Linked DNA regions of Homo sapiens: region 2 is linked to region 1. Evidence: read pairs that join two places in POLR2A ChIA-PET (ENCODE). Cell type or tissue: GM12878. All regions are shown on one strand.

Evidence for each region. ChIA-PET counts read pairs that join two places held together with the same protein. Peaks named below come from ENCODE experiments on the same cell type or tissue, not always from the same donor. Only the 100,000 strongest peaks of a DNase experiment are listed, where the experiment ranks them.
Region 2: POLR2A ChIA-PET joins it to region 1 with 8 read pairs; 5 of 35 experiments call an interaction of 5 or more read pairs at or near these places.

What each region holds. Positions count from the first base shown.
Region 1 is chr19:2,241,898-2,249,897 of GRCh38, forward strand. It overlaps SF3A2 (splicing factor 3a subunit 2), which reads left to right. Exons shown (of 9, transcript NM_007165.5): 2 at 1,485-1,647; 3 at 2,647-2,718; 4 at 2,836-2,882; 5 at 3,549-3,658; 6 at 4,856-4,905; 7 at 4,985-5,125; 8 at 5,697-5,765; 9 at 5,870-6,758. The coding sequence starts at 1,522. The coding sequence ends at 6,649. AMH (anti-Mullerian hormone) reads left to right here and starts at 7,426. Exons shown (of 5, transcript NM_000479.5): 1 at 7,426-7,847. The coding sequence starts at 7,436. RefSeq lists enhancers at 273-567, 1,441-2,018, 3,683-4,183, 4,437-5,514, 4,813-5,314 and 1 more, a silencer at 786-983 and promoters at 4,437-7,435, 5,370-7,404, 7,156-7,435, 7,226-7,435, 7,404-7,435. In GM12878, no CTCF peak of the experiment used is centred here; no DNase peak of the experiment used is centred here.
Region 2 is chr19:2,070,671-2,078,670 of GRCh38, forward strand. It overlaps MOB3A (MOB kinase activator 3A), which reads right to left. Exons shown (of 5, transcript NM_130807.3): 3 at 7,470-8,000; 4 at 6,141-6,343; 5 at 366-2,754. The coding sequence starts at 7,890. The coding sequence ends at 2,725. Among named protein-coding and RNA genes, the nearest start is that of MOB3A, 22 kb to the right of the region's middle. RefSeq lists enhancers at 1,075-1,124, 1,155-1,204, 3,645-3,694. In GM12878, no CTCF peak of the experiment used is centred here; no DNase peak of the experiment used is centred here; H3K4me3 peaks cover 2,173 bases; H3K27ac peaks cover 905 bases.

The sequences.
Region 1 (8,000 bases):
TGGGGCAGCCGTGATACTGCAGTGAGCTGGGAGGTCCACCTCACCAGTTACCATGCTTGATCATTTTCATAAACTTGCCCAGGGAATAAAAACTGGTTGGGGAGGGCTCCTGGGCCCCCATAGAGTAAGGGGTGACTTCAGGCCCCACCACAAGTCAGCAGTACAGCTGGCCTGTCCCTCAGCATGCCCCTGCACACCTGCGGCCACTGTGGCCTGTCCCTCAGCGTGCCCCTGCACACCTGCCGCCACTGTGGCCTGTCCCTCAGCGTGCCCCTGCACACCTGCGGCCACTGTGCCCTGTCCCTCAGCGTGCCCCTGCACACCTGCAGACACTGTGACACATCACTGCAGACGCAGTAGTTCAGATGACACGGCTGTATCAGCTTCTGGTTCTGGGGTCAGAGTCCAAACAGTCCACAGGGCTCCATTCCTTCTGGAGGCTCTGGGGGACAACTCGTTTCCTGCCTTTCCCAGTGTCCAGAGGCACCTGTGTGCCTTGCCTCGGGGCCCCTTCCTCCCCATTCACAGCCACAGCGCAGCCTCTCTGACTCTCAGCCTCCCGCCTCCTCTCATGAGGTCACCCAGGATCACCTGCCATTTTAAGATCCTCAAGCCCACCTGCACATCCCTTTTCTGCCATGAGGGGACATGTTCACAGGTCCCAGGGATTAGGATGTGGACATCTTTTGGGGGCAGTGATTCACTCAGTCTCATGGGCCCCATCTCTCTGAGCTCACCCAAGACCCTTAAACCAGGGCCCGGGGCCAACATTGAGCAGGCAAGGGAAAGACTACCAGGAGATGAGAGGAGGCTGCCTGGAACTCAGATTTGCACAGAGCCTGAAAGGGCGTGGGAGACCTTGGCAGAGGCCTGCATCAGGAAGAGGATGTTGGGGACTCAGCAGAGCCCCCTGCGCCACAAGCAGATGTGGCAGATCTCCCAGGTGTTACTCAGTGAGGATGCGAAGATCAGTGTCCTCACTGATCTCCGCCTAACAAATTTACATCGAGCCCAAGAGATTAGGTTGGGACAAGTAAGCGTAGCCAACCAGAGAGGGAATTCAGAGGAAGGCGTGAACACTAGGGGCTTGGGCAGTCCGGGATGGCTTCCTGGAGGTGGTGACTCGTTTGTGAGATCTTGGTCTTGTCTTCCCTTTATGCCTTCTCTGGGCTCCCTATTACAATTTCAGGTCTCCAGGCCTTGGCACCCTGGGCTGGAGCGGCTTCCTCTCCATCCCTCATGCCTGGTCACTTGGAGACAGGCTCCAGCTTCCTTGTGTCTGTGCCTGTCCACAGTGGGCCTCAGCCTCCTGGAAGAGACTGGGTGCGCTATGGGGTGGCCCCCTCAGGGCTGGTTAGACCCTGGCGCTGGGAGTGCAGGGTGAGGGGCAGTCTCGAGGGCTCCAGCCCAGCCCGCCCAGGGAGGTCCCAGCAGCAGCCCCGAGTTCTGAGCCATCTTCCTCACTCTCCTCTTGGCCTCCACAGGTGTCTCCCAGTCTGCTAAAGCCCTAAGGCCATCACCATGGACTTCCAGCATCGCCCCGGGGGCAAGACCGGGAGCGGGGGCGTGGCCTCCTCCTCCGAGAGCAACCGTGACCGCAGGGAGCGCCTCCGGCAGCTGGCCCTGGAGACCATCGACATCAACAAGGTGGGCCAGCCACCGTGCAGCTGCCTGTGGTGGGTGCTGGGCTTTCCAGGGCAGCCCTGGAGAGGGTGCCAGAGGCTCTTCTTGGGCCTCCGCCCAGGCTGGGCGATGCAGCCCCGTGTCCAGACGCTCCCCTGTTGCCCCCGAGCAGCCACAGCTCCCATCTGTCCACCCCAGAGAGCAGACCCTCTGTGGCTCTGAGTCCCATGTGGACATGTTTTGTTCTGTCCACAGCCTTCTGTTTTGCATTATTTAATTTTCTGGGAGTGGGGAGAGCTGATGTCAGTCCAGCCAGATGTGGTGAAGGGCAGCCTTTGATTTTAGCTTGTGCAGAGGCAGGGGTGAGCCGAGTCCCCTCAGCACCGTGGACATCGGGGCTGGAGCACTCTTTGTGTACCCTGACATGCCCCACGGGCCTGGCCTATGGCAAGGGCTCTGTTACCGTCCCCGTCTTCCAGATGAGGTCATGGGTAGAGGGGGTGCCACAGCCGCAGATGGTGGAGTTAGACTTTGAACTCCAGCGTCTGAGACGAGATGTGTGCGCCCGGCTGCCCCAGCTTAGGGCCTGCAGATGGGCGGGTCTTTGGGTCTTCAGTGTAGCCCATTTGCTTTTCTTGTGCCTGTGTCTGCCTTGTGCCTACTGCTGGCGTGGTGGCGTGGGCAGTGGACGGCTCCCTGCCTCGGGAGTGACCGGCGGTGCTGTCCTGGCTGTGCCTCCCTCTGACTCAGAACCACCAGGAAGGTGGTGTCGGGGGCTCCCTGGGAACCCCCACTGCTCGAAGCCTGGCCCACAGCCCCAGGTGGTGACACCCGTGCTCACGAAGGCCTCCCGCTGGATCCCCCGTTTTCAGAAATGCTTGACCACTGTCAGCGGTAGCCATGCCTCTACAGAAGGGGGGTTCTGCCTCCATGCCTCTACAGAAAGGGGATCCCGCCTCTGAGGGCCTTGACGGCAGCAGGCCGCGATCTTCTGTCTAACGGGCCCCTGTTCTTCCCCTCCAGGACCCGTACTTCATGAAGAACCACCTGGGCTCCTATGAATGCAAACTCTGCCTGACACTTCACAACAATGAGGTGCGGCCTCTGCCTGGCTCCGGGCGGCTCGCGGCGGGCTGAGTGGCTGACGTCAGGGGGACCTGCCTGTGTCTGTCCGCCCGGCCTCGAGTCATGCGTGTTTCCTTTCCACTCCAGGGGAGCTACCTGGCACATACGCAGGGGAAGAAGCACCAGACCAACCTGTGAGTACCTCATGTCCCTTTGATGCCTGGTGCTCCAGCAGCCGTTGGCTCAAGTCTCTGTGAGCCTCGCGGGCCACTGCTCCACAGCCGGGGAGCCAGCCTGGCCTGAGCCTCCCTGGGCGCTTGAGTACGGTTCCTGGGGAGCATTAGAGAACAGAGGCATGGATGGCTGAGGCGGGCAGATCACTTGAGGTCAGGAGTTCGAGACCAGCCTGGCCAACATTGTGAAACTCCATCTCTACTAAAAATACAAAAATTAGGCCAGGCATGGTGGCACACGTCTGTAATCACAGCTACTATGGAGGCTGAGGCAGGAGAATCTTGAATCTGGGAGGCAGAGATTGCAGTGAACCAAGGTGCTGCCACTGTACTCCATCCTGGGCGACAGAGTGAGACTCTTGTCTTATTAAAAAAAAAAAAAAAGAGCAGAGGCATGGAGTTGTTGGAAGGGCCCCAGCCAGGGACAGTGAGGAGCATGACAGGAAGAGAACATGCCTGTCCTATCCCTGTCCTCAGCCAAACCCCAGGGCCCCTCCCAGGCCCCTGGCCCTCCTCATCTCTCAGCTTGTAGTGAGCTCCAAGGTCAGGGGGCTCCTGGCACCTGGGCCCATGGCTTTGGTGCCTGTGTGTGGAGGGGTCCCAGCAGCACCTCCATCCTGTCCGCAGGGCCCGGCGAGCAGCCAAGGAGGCCAAGGAGGCCCCTGCCCAGCCCGCGCCTGAGAAGGTCAAGGTGGAGGTGAAGAAGTTTGTGAAGATCGGCCGCCCGGGCTACAAAGGTGAGTCTGCCCGCAGCGGGGCCGGCCACAGCCGCTGCCGTGACATAAGTGTGTTCTTTAGTCTCCAGTGCGGGAGGTGCAGCCCTGATAGCCTCCTCCCTGAGCCACTGTTTTCCGGCCTTGGTGGCCGTCCCTCACCCACCTGCAGCCTCTGGCGTTGTGTCTGGGAGCTGTCAGGCTGGGCCCGATAAGCACCCATCTCACCCAGCAGCCCATTTCCCAGCTGAGCCACAGTCTGTGCCCTCCTGTCCGGGTCTTGTGGAAGCTTCTGGGAATTCTTGCCAAGCAAAAGAGTGGAAGTGGAGGTGTGGTGAGCCCTGGCACATCCCTCCGGTTAACCTTGAAGCCTTTGAAGGAGGACAGGGAGAAGCGGCTGTTAGAGGCAGCTCCTCCCGGACCCTCAGCAGTGGGAATGGCTAGAGGTGACCCCGGTTCAGAAAGCTGGGGAAGTGACCAGGGTGGAAGATAGAGACTTGTGTCCATAGGGTTCAGGAAGGCGGGCACGCTACCCAGCAAGTGTTCTTTACAGAAGGCGGGGACAGCCTGTGTGCCTGGCCTCCAGACAGAAGCCTGCAGGGCAGAGGTCCCGGGGCAGGTGCACCGGGTGGGCGAGGGTGGCTAGAGCGGCAGGCTCCTGGTGGGGAGGCCCTGACAGGTCCTGGGCTTGGGCTCAGGACGGTGAGGCGGCAGAGGGCTTGTGAGTGTGCGTGTCTGAGGCCGCATGGAGAGTGGCCGGGCGGCAGGCAGCCCAGCAGCCATTCTCGGGGTCCAGGCTGCTGAGCTCTGGCGGGAAGGGCATCCTCTCTCGCTCACCGTATACATGGTGTCAGCCCTGTTCAGGCGGCCCCGCTCGAATCCCAGAGCCAGGGTGCCGAGGGCCCCTCCCTACCCAGTGGCCCCAACTCCTGCTGGGTGGTATCCCAGCACCCCTGGTGAAGGGCTCTGGGGATTGGGACAAAGGAGCACCATCCTCGGTCCCTGCCTGAGTGACTCCGCAGGTAGCTCAGCTCTGGCGCACCTGTGCCTTCACCTATACCAGAATCCCAGAGCCTGGGCGGAGATTGTCTAATGGTTGCCAGAGCTGCAGGGCCTCCCCCGGGGTCCCGCTCTCGTTCAGTGGGTGGCATTAGCCTGCCCCAGGTTCCTCAGCTTCGGAGAGGACAAGCAGCCGGGACCTGAGAGCTTTCTGTGTTGCAGTGACCAAGCAGAGAGACTCGGAGATGGGCCAGCAGAGCCTCCTCTTCCAGGTGAGATCAGGGACTTGGGCGTGGGGGGCGGCCAAAGGCACCCAAGAGGCGGCTCTGCCACCCGGCCGTGTCCCTGCAGATTGACTACCCTGAGATCGCCGAGGGCATCATGCCACGTCACCGCTTCATGTCTGCGTACGAGCAGAGGATCGAGCCTCCGGACCGGCGCTGGCAGTACCTGCTCATGGCCGCCGAGCCCTACGAGACCATTGCCTTCAAGGTAGCGTGGCTGCGGGGTTCCCTGGGCCCCCTTGAGATGTGCAAGCCAGAAGGATCTGCATAGGCTGGGCAGGATGCCCCTCCCATCGGGCTTGGGGTCCCCTGGGCCCCCCCCAAGTCGGAGCCAGAAGGGTCTGCACAGGCCGGGCAGGGCACCTCTCCCATTGGGCTCTGCAGGAGGGCCTGCTTGGGCTCCACTGGGCCAATGAGAAGGGAGGCCGGCAGGGCTGAGCGCCAGGCCTGTGAGGCCTTTGCCAAGTGACCTCACTTCCTGGGCCAGGCTGCTGGAGGGCTTCCTACAGCCTGTCCCCATGCCTGGACAGGGCGGCCATCAGGAAACAAATAATACAAACGGTGACTGCCCAGGGAGGGGGCCAACAGCGTGCTAGCATTGAGGCCAGGTCTGTTTCACTCCAGAACTGAACCCTGTGCCCCACGAAAGTCTTACCAGCCTTCTCCTGGGCTCCCAGGGTAGAGTCCGGGCTGGGGAGGCTAGTGCCTCGGGCTCCCTGCCTGATGGTCGCCCTGAGGTCACAGGGACCAGGAGCCCTCTCTGTCCCCCGCCCTCCCAGGTGCCGAGCAGAGAGATCGACAAGGCGGAGGGCAAGTTCTGGACACACTGGAACCGGGAGACCAAGCAGGTGAGTGGCTCGCCCCGAGCCTGGCTCCTTCCCACCCAGCCCTGGCGGCCCTAGCCCTGCCCTAGCCCCACCCGTGCCTGCTGAACCTTTCTCCGTCTCTCTAGTTCTTCCTCCAGTTCCACTTTAAGATGGAGAAGCCCCCGGCTCCACCCAGCCTCCCTGCTGGCCCCCCTGGGGTGAAGCGGCCTCCACCCCCGCTGATGAACGGTCTGCCCCCTCGGCCACCGCTGCCTGAGTCTTTGCCACCGCCCCCGCCAGGAGGCCTGCCTCTGCCACCCATGCCCCCCACAGGGCCTGCGCCCTCAGGGCCCCCGGGACCACCCCAGCTACCCCCGCCAGCTCCAGGGGTCCACCCCCCGGCCCCAGTGGTGCATCCCCCTGCATCTGGGGTCCATCCCCCAGCTCCTGGCGTCCACCCCCCAGCTCCTGGCGTCCATCCCCCAGCCCCTGGGGTCCACCCACCAACCTCTGGGGTCCACCCCCCAGCTCCTGGAGTCCACCCTCCAGCCCCCGGGGTTCACCCACCAGCCCCCGGAGTCCACCCACCAGCCCCTGGGGTTCACCCACCAGCCCCAGGGGTCCATCCTCCCCCATCAGCGGGGGTTCACCCCCAGGCCCCGGGGGTGCACCCAGCAGCCCCCGCCGTTCACCCTCAGGCCCCAGGGGTGCACCCACCAGCCCCAGGGATGCACCCTCAGGCCCCGGGGGTCCACCCCCAACCTCCCGGGGTCCATCCGTCGGCTCCTGGGGTCCACCCTCAGCCTCCGGGAGTTCACCCCTCAAATCCTGGGGTGCACCCCCCAACTCCCATGCCCCCAATGCTGAGGCCCCCACTTCCCTCCGAAGGCCCAGGGAACATACCTCCCCCTCCCCCAACCAACTGAGAAGCTGCTCCCTCCCCCAGCAAGCCCAGCGCCAGGTGCTCTTGCCTTTTCCCACTGAGAGAAGGCTGCTCTTTTGTACTGCCCCCCGCTCATTAAACAGCCTCCCCCAGCCCTGAGTGCACTGATGTCCGCAGCGCCGCCCTACTGTGTCAGTGTGTGTGGGAGTGCCAGGCACAGCACCATCCCCCAGTTTGGGCCGACTGGGGAGGGCCTGGGGCCCGCCAGGAGACACCTGTGGGAGGCCTGAGAGATGGCTGTACCTTGGAGATGGCCTGGTGGAGGACAGACCCCACCAGCCAGCTAGGAGGGGATCTGGGGTCCTGTTCTGGGGAGGGAAGAGCAGACTCCACGATATCCTTGGGGTCTCCAGATAGCCCACCAGGGGTGGGGAGGGTGAGCAGGGACAGGGCGCCCCCACTGACTTGGGACCCTCCTCCTCCAGGCCCACACCTCAGCACCCAGGACATCTGGGCCCCCCGCCCCCAGCGCTGTCTAGTTTGGTTGCCTGGCCGTCACTCCCAGCCTGGTTCCCACTCCTGTGTCTTCTGGGGATGGCCCTCAAGGACGGCATGTTGACACATCAGGCCCAGCTCTATCACTGGGGAGGGAGATAGGCTGCCAGGGACAGAAAGGGCTCTTTGAGAAGGCCACTCTGCCTGGAGTGGGGGCGCCGGGCACTGTCCCCCAAGGTCGCGGCAGAGGAGATAGGGGTCTGTCCTGCACAAACACCCCACCTTCCACTCGGCTCACTTAAGGCAGGCAGCCCAGCCCCTGGCAGCACCCACGATGCGGGACCTGCCTCTCACCAGCCTGGCCCTAGTGCTGTCTGCCCTGGGGGCTCTGCTGGGGACTGAGGCCCTCAGAGCAGAGGAGCCAGCTGTGGGCACCAGTGGCCTCATCTTCCGAGAAGACTTGGACTGGCCTCCAGGCAGCCCACAAGAGCCTCTGTGCCTGGTGGCACTGGGCGGGGACAGCAATGGCAGCAGCTCCCCCCTGCGGGTGGTGGGGGCTCTAAGCGCCTATGAGCAGGCCTTCCTGGGGGCCGTGCAGAGGGCCCGCTGGGGCCCCCGAGACCTGGCCACCTTCGGGGTCTGCAACACCGGTGACAGGCAGGCTGCCTTGCCCTCTCTACGGCGGCTGGGGGCCTGGCTGCGGGACCCTGGGGGGCAGCGCCTGGTGGTCCTACACCTGGAGGAAGGTATGTGGGGCCCAGCCCCAAGCTTGGCACCGCCGTCTTCCTTCAGGTGGGCCGGGTCCTCCTAGGGAAGATCAGGGGCTGGCAGAGCCCCCACCCTGGGCAGGGAGGCTGTGGTCTTGTTCCTAGGACTGGGTTGCGGGTCCGTGGCCTGGA
Region 2 (8,000 bases), 170 kb before region 1:
GATCTGTTCCTTGGCACAGGGTAAAAACTTTTGTGCTTCATTTTCTTTTCTTTTCTTTTTTTTTTTTTTTGAGACAGCGTCTTGCTCTGTCACACAGGCTGGAGTGCAGTGGTGCCATCTCGGCTCACTGCAACCTCTGCCGCCAGGGTTCAGGCAATTCTCCTGCCTCAGCCTCCCAAGTAGCTGGGATTTAAAAAAAAAAAAAAAAGAAAGAAAGAAAGAAAGAAAGAAAGAAAAGCTGAGTAGCTGTCTAAAAAAAAAAAAAAAGAAAGAAAAATAAAAAAGATTTTCTCAGCCCCAAAGCCTGAGGCTCACCCCTAGGACAGGGCACCCTGTTAACACTGGCAGGAAAACGACACCATTTATTCCGACGTCTGCGTCTGTAGTTTTATTCCGTATCTGGCTGGGGGAGGGTGGTCTCCGAGGTGGATGGAGTGAGGGTGGAGGGGACAGAGATGGTCCCTGCTCCCACCTCCCCGAGCCCACCTGGGAAGCTGCGTGGCCGGGCTGCTGGAGACATCCCGAGCCCTGGGGGAGACAGAGGTGTGGGTGTTTGGGCTTCATCTTCCAGGTACAAGGAGATACATTTCATCAAGCAGTTCCTGATTTCATGGAGTTCTTTGAGGGCTCGGCTGGGAGGTCCCTCTCCGGGGGGCTCCAAGTGCCGGACCTGGTGGTTTCTGGAAGGATCAAGGACAAGTCCTGGGAGTTTCAGGCTTCGGCAGTAACAGTGTGTTAATTGCACTTGTTCGATTTTCTGGCAGAAGCCAGGAGAGACGGGGACAGCGTGCTTCTCTTCGGTGACCATCCCAGGCGCCCAGAGGTGACCAGACTTCTGTGTGGTCTGGGACAGTGCAGGGCTCAGGCAGGAAGGACCACTGTGGTGAAAGGCCACTGACAATTCTGGTGAGGAGTAGGGTGGCAGGGGTTCAGCCAGGGAGAGGAGGTGGCTGCCTTTTCTCAGGGCCCTGCTCTCACCTTCCAAAGGTCTAGGGTACACAGAACTCATGGATTTTGGTCTCGCAGCCCCAGGGGCCACACAGAAAAAGGGGTTCAACTGGAAGTTTGCAGCATCTGGGAAAGGCCAATTCTGGCAGAACTGGAAGATTCCAGACCAGGGGAGAGGCGTCCAGGGAGAGAAGAGTCCTGCTTGGGTTGATCATAAGCAAAGTGGACATCGTTCCGAAGAGGCAGAGAGCTCACTATGTTATCGATAAAAAAATTCTTGGCCGGGCACAGTGGCTCACGCCTGTAATCCCAGCACTTTGGGAGGCTGAGGCTGGTGGATCACAAGGTCAGGAGATCAAGACCATCCTGGCTAACACGGTGAAACCCTGTCTCTACTAAAATACAAAAAAATTAGCCGGGTGTGACGGTGGGTGCCTGTAGTCCCAGCTGCTGGGGAGGCTGAGGCAGGAGAATGGCGTGAATCTGGGAGGCGGAGCTTGCAGTGAGCCGAGATCCCACCACTGCACTCCAGCCTGGTTAGGCCGGGTGCAGTAGCTCATGCCTGTAATCCCAGCACTTTTGGAGGCCAAGGTAGGCGGATCACCTGAAGTCAGGAGTTTGAGACCAGCCTGGCCAACATGGTGAAATCTTGTCTCTACTAAAACTACAATAATTTCCTGGGCGTGGTGGCGCACACCTGTAATCCCAGCTACTTGGGAGGCTGAAGCAGGAGAATCACTTGAACCCAGGAGGTGGAGGATGCAGTGAGCCGAGATTGTGCCACTGGACTCCAGTCTGGGCGACAGTGGGAGACTCCGTTCAAAAAAAATAAAAATCTCAAGATGGTTGTAAATGTGACTATAAAAATCAAACCCTTTATGATACACAAAGGGGCCCTTAGGAAATGAGTCAGAAGCCGGGGTGCAGGACGTGGGGTCCCAGGAGTCCAGGAAGCCCTGGATACAGTCAGCTGAATGTTTCGGAAGAACGGAAGAAGCAGAGTGCATTGAGGAAGAGAGAGGGCTGGGTGCGGTGGCTCACCCCTGTGATTCCAGCACTTTGGGAGGCCGAGGATGGAGGATCACTGGAGGCCAGGAGTTCAGCGAGACCCCTGTCTCTAGTATGACCAAAAAAAAAAAAATCTGTAGAAAAATGGAAGAGATTGGGGAGGGAGGAAAGAGGCTGCCTGGGTCCAGGTTGTGCCTCTGTGTGAAGAGACACCAGCGGCTGCCAGTGGGGAGTGCGGAGTAAAGGCCTGCGGGAGGAGATGTCCGCTCTCAGGGGCTCGGAAGCCCCTCAGCCTCTTGCCTCCCCAACGGGAGACATGTAGGAGGCCGAGCAAGCTGGGTGCCCTTGAGAGACAGGCCCAGGCAGGGCTGTGGCCACAGCAGCCCTGGGGGCTCCCCAGCGAGGTGGAGGCAGAAGTTCCAGGAGCCTGGGAGCCACCCAGGGCAAGGAGTGACCCTGGAAGCCATCCAGCCTCCTGGAAAGTGGAAGTGGTTTAAAAACACAGTGGGCTTTTCCGGTTGCTAGTAACACATAGAATTACAGAGTTCACGTTTTAGTCCCAGACGGGAGACTGAGGCTCGAGACTGAGGAAGGCATCTGCCGTCCGGGGTTGGAGCTCCTGAGGACCAACACCTGCTCAGCGGCTCGGCCCCTGGTCTCCCTGAGATGCTCAGGCCGGAGAGAAGCGGGATGATGGTTCCAGAGCGTCCTCCTCCAAGTCTCCGAGGCCCCAGCGGCGGTTCGGGCACCGGGAGACCCGCGGGGCTCTCAGTGGCACATCCGGGCGGTCATTTCTTTCTGTAAAGAGCAAGCAAGACATCAGCTCCCACCAGCCACTCCTAAAAGGGGTGATGCGAACAGCAGACACACGGAGACGCACAGGCAGAGAAACGGCAGCTGGGGGCTTCCCTGAACACCCAAACAACAAAAACCACACAGGCAATGGCACACCTGAGACCAGGGGCAGCAGGCTACCCCATGAGGCCAGAGAGTCAGCATTTTCAGATCTGTGGGCCAGACGGTCCCTGTCATGATGGCTCAACTCTGTCTTGTACCTCAAAAGCCACCTCAGACGATGGTAACCTCACAAGTGTACCTCGCTGCCAATAAAACTGTATTTACAGCCAGGCTTGGTGGCTCACGCCTGTAATCCCAGCACTTTGGGAGGCAGAGGTAGGCAGATCACCTGAGGTCAGGAGTTCAAGACCAGCCTGGATAACACGGTGAAATCCTGTCTCTACTAAAAATATAGAAATTAGCCTGGCATGGTGGCAGGCACCTGTAATCCCAGCTACTCAGGAGGCTGAGGGAGGAGAATCGCTTGAACCTGGGAGACAGAGGTTACCGTGAGCCAAGATCGCGCCACTGCACTCCAGCCTGGGTGACAGAGCGAGACTCTGTCTCAAAAAAGAAAAAAACAACTTTGGGAGGCTGAGGTGGGCGGATCATGAGGTCAGGAGATCGAGACCATCCTGGCTAACATGGTGAAACCCCGTCTCTACTAAAAATACAAAAAAATAAGCCAGGTATGGTGGCACATGCCTGTAGTCCCAGCTACTCAGGAGGCTGAGGGAGGGGAATCACTTGAACCTGTGAGGTGGAGGTTGCAGTGGCTGAGATCAAACAAACAAACAAACAAAAAAACCCCAGAAACTTTATTTACAAAAACAGGAAGCCAGGCCAGAGGGCTGCAGTTTGCTGATCCCTGTCTTATACAGACTGGGACACTAGAAGGAAAGTTCTGGAATACAGAAAAAAAGAAAAAGAAAAAAGAAAAGAAAAAGAAAGAAAAAAGAGGAAGACCCCACTACCATCTTTAGAGCCACTGAGTATGCAACTATTAATTTTAAATTTAGCAAAATGTTTACCAGTAGCAAAGCCTGAAAGGGGATGCACAAAAATGAGGAAGTTATGTGAAGATGTTTTTAGTCTTTTTTTTTTTTTGAGACGGAGTTTCACTCTGTCATTCAGGCTGGAGAGCTGTGGCGCAATCTTGGCTCACTGCAACCTCCACCTCCTGGGTTCAAACGATTCTCCTGCCTCAGCCTCCTGAGTAGCTGGGATCACAAGTGCCCACCACCATGCCTGGCTAATTTTTTTTTTTCCCCTGAGACAGAGTCTTGCTCTGTCACCCAGGCTGGAGTGCAATGGCGCGATCTCAGCTCACTGCAACCTCTGCCTCCTGGGTTCAAGTGATTCTTCTGCCTCAGCCTCCCGAGTAGCTGGAATTACAGGCGCGTGCCACCATGCCCAGCTAATTTTTTGTATTTTTAGTAGCGATGGGGTTTCACCATGTTGGCCAGGCTGGTCTTGAACTCCTGACCTCATGAGCTGCCCGTCTTGGCATTCCAAAGTGCTGGGATTACAGGCGTGAGCCACCACGCCGGGCCTTAATCTTTTCTTTTCTTTTTTTTTTTTTTTGAGACAGGTTACTGGCTGTCACCCAGGCTGGACTACAGTGGCGTGATCTCGGCTTACTGCAGCCTCAACCTCCCAGGCACAAGCAATTCTCCTGTCTCAGCCCCCTGAGTAGCTAGGACCACAGGCACGCACCACTGTGCCTGGCTCATTTTTTTCATTTTTTGTAGAGATGAGGTCTCACTATGTTGTCCAGGCTGTTCTCAAACTTCTGAGCTCGAGTGATTCTCCCTCTTTGGCCTCCCAAAGGGCTGGGATTACTGGTGGGAGCCACCTCGTCCGTCCATTTTTAACCATTTTTTAAAGTTGTAAGAGAGTGGTGGCTCCCACCTGTCATCTGAATACTTTGGGAGGCCAAGGTGGGAGGATTGCTTGCATCCATGAGTTCAGACCAGCCTGGGCATCATAGTGAGACCCCATCTCTACACACAATAAAAAATCAGCCGGGCGTGCTGGCTGTGGTCCCAGCTACTCGGAGGCTGGTGGGGTCCCGCTCTCACATCAGGATCCCCACATCCATACAGCGCCCAGCAGCCTGGGGAACAATGCAGCCTCTGGGCAGGTTCCAGTGCCAGGCCCTGAATCACGGGCACCCACTCCACTGCTGGTCCCCATCACCGAGACACAATTGTGGGCCCCAATTTCAAGAAGCAACATTGGCTTCAGGGATGTGGACCCCACACCGAGGAATCTGGTCCCTGGGTTCGTCTCCCGATAAAACCTGGTAACGTGGAAAGCAGACAGGCTAGGGCAGATGCAGAGGTACCCGGCTGGCTACAGAAGTCGGGTGGAATCTAGGCAGGTGCGGTGGCTCCTGTCTGTCATTCCAGCACTTTGGGAGGCCGAGACAGGGAGATCACCTGAGTTCAGGAGTTTGAGACCAGCCTGGCCAACATGGCAAAACCTGGTCTCTACTAAAAATACAAAAATTAGCGGGGTGTGGTGGCACGTGCCTGTAATCCCAGCTACTCAGGAGACTGAGGCAGGAGAACTGCTTGAACCCGGAAGGTGGGGGTTGCAGTAAGCCAAGATGGCGCCACTGCACTCCAGCCTGGGTGAGGGAGGCAGACTCCATCTCCAAAAAAAAAAAAAAAAAAAAAAAGGCCAGGCACAGTGGCTCCCGCCTGTAATCCCAGCACTTTGAGAGGCTGAGATGGGCAAACCACATGGTCAGGAGATCCATCGAGACAATCCTGGCTAACACGGTGAAACCCCCTCTCTCCTAAAAACACAAAAAATTAGCTGGACGTGGTGGCGCGTGCCTGTAATCCCAGCTACTTGGGAGGCTGAGGCAGGAGAATCACTTGAACTCGGGAGGCGGAGGTTGCAGTGAGCCGAGATCGCACCACTGCACTCCAGCCTGGGTGACAGAGTGAGACTCCGTCTCAAAACAAACAAAAACAAACAAACAAAAAAAGTCGGGGTGGAGTCTGCTTGTGCCGGCTCGCATCCCTTTCATAAGGGACACTGAGCGGCGCTCTGGGACACCTGAGCTCAGGACGGTGAAGGCGGAGTGAGCTGGACGCGGGGCGGCGCGGAGGAAACTGCACCTGTCGCCGGCATTTGTTCCGTGGGAGAACGCAGGATCCCTCCCAGCTACCTCACCACTTGTCCCATCAGCAGGGTCCCCGGGGCCCAACTCCAGCCGGGGCCGCCAGCTGCTGGGCCGACCGCAAGCAGTCAGGGTCCTGGCCCCGGAAGGGTTCCTCTGCCACGGGCCACCAGCCCCACCGTAACCGCACGCCCTCAGCCCCAAGCCCGCGCACCAGTGGCTCCAGCTCCTTGGTGTCGATGAGGCCGAACTCCTTGACGAAATAGTAGAAGTGCTTGTAGCAGGTGTTCACGTGGGCCTCGGAGCCCATCTGCGCGATGCGGTCAAAGTGGTGGATGTAGACGTGCACGAACACGCGGAACAGCCGCGACAGGATCTTCCGCACCGTCTGCAGGAAGTTCTTGGGAAACGGAGTGCCTGCAGGGAGAGGGGTGGGACGGGTCCACGGACTCAGCCAAGTCCATGTCCAGAACCCTTTGCTCCTGGATGTGACAAGGGGCTTCCAGACAGAAATTGCTGGCAGATCGGGCGCGGTGGCTGACGCCTGTAATCCCAGCACTTTGGGAGGCCGAGGCAGGCAGATCACTTGAGGTCTGGAGTTCGAGACCAGCCTGGCCAACATGGAGAAACCCCATCTTTACTAAAAAATACAAATATTAGCCGGGTGTGGTGGCTCATGCCTGTAATCCCAGCTACTCAGGAGGCTGAGGCAGAAGAATCGCTTGAACCTGGGAGGTAGAGGTTGAAGTGAGCCGAGATCGTGCCACTGCACTCCAGCCTGGGTGACAGAGTGAGACACTGTCTCAAAAAAAAAAAGAAAAAGAAAAGAAAAGAAAGGTACGCTGTACTCTGGAGGGACGTGCCCTAATGATCATCCTCAAACCCACGTTTATGGGGTGTCCCTGAGAGCCATGCAGTGCATTACACATCGAGCTGGGCAGGGGGTCCCGCCAACGGGGTGATGATCCTGGTGGGCCCAGGGGCTCCATGGCAGTGATTCTGAAACCACTGAGAACACTGGGCCCAGCACTGGCAGGGGTGCTTGTCTCCTCTGCGAAGGACTCCAGGCCTGATGCTGATCCTGTCATTCTCTGCTTTGGGGTGAGGAGACAGGAGTCACCAGGAGTGATTCAGGATGAAGGGGGGCTACTAAGAGCAGCCCAACTTAGGAGAATACTCAGAAATGGAATCCTTTTTTTTTTTTTGAGACAGGGTCTTGCTCTGTCACCCAGGCTGGAGTACAGTGGCACGATCATAGTTTACTGCAGCCTCAACCTCCTAGCCTCAAGCGATCCTCCCACCTTAGCCTCCCGAGTAGCTGCGACCAAAGGCGTGTGCCACCATGCCTGGCTAATTTTTAAAATTTTTTGTAGAGATGGGATCTTGCTATGTTGCCCAGGCTGAGCTCAAACTCCTGGGCTCAAGCGATCCCTGGGCTCGGCCTCCCAAAGCGCTGGCATTACGGGTGTGAGCCACTGTGCTCGGCCTCCCTGACTTTTCTGGAAGGCTCTGTATCCCCGAGCCCCTGCCAGCTCTGACTCACCAACGTTGGTGGGGAAGAGGTCCTCGTTGTTGATCTGCGCCTCGATCCAGTCCATCAGCAGGTCCATGTACCTGGGCGCGGAGAGTGCCGTGGGCTTCCGGAACTTATGCTCATCCTGCCAGCGGTACTCATACTTGGGGCCCCCCGACATGACGGGGCAGGACTGCTCCGTGCAGCCGTCGCTGATGGTGCCGTAGATGAGGTTGACGCGGTTAAAGAAGTCCACCACGTGAACAGCCACCCAGTCGTTCAGGTCCTCGCCCGGGGGCAACTGCACGGCCAGCCGCAGGTCCAGCCCGGCGTTCAGCGACGCCTGCGCCTTCTTGTGCAGCTCGAAGCGCTGGGTGCCTGGCTCAAACTTGCGCTTGGGGCGGAATGTCTTGTCCTTGTTGAAGACTTGCTTCAGGAAGGGGTTGGACATCTTGGTGACGCCTGCTCTCCTGGACTTCTGTAGAGGGGTCCTGGGCCAGCTGGCTGGGGGTGCTGACCAACCCGAGAGGCCACGAAACACTCACCAAGCCCCACAGCTCT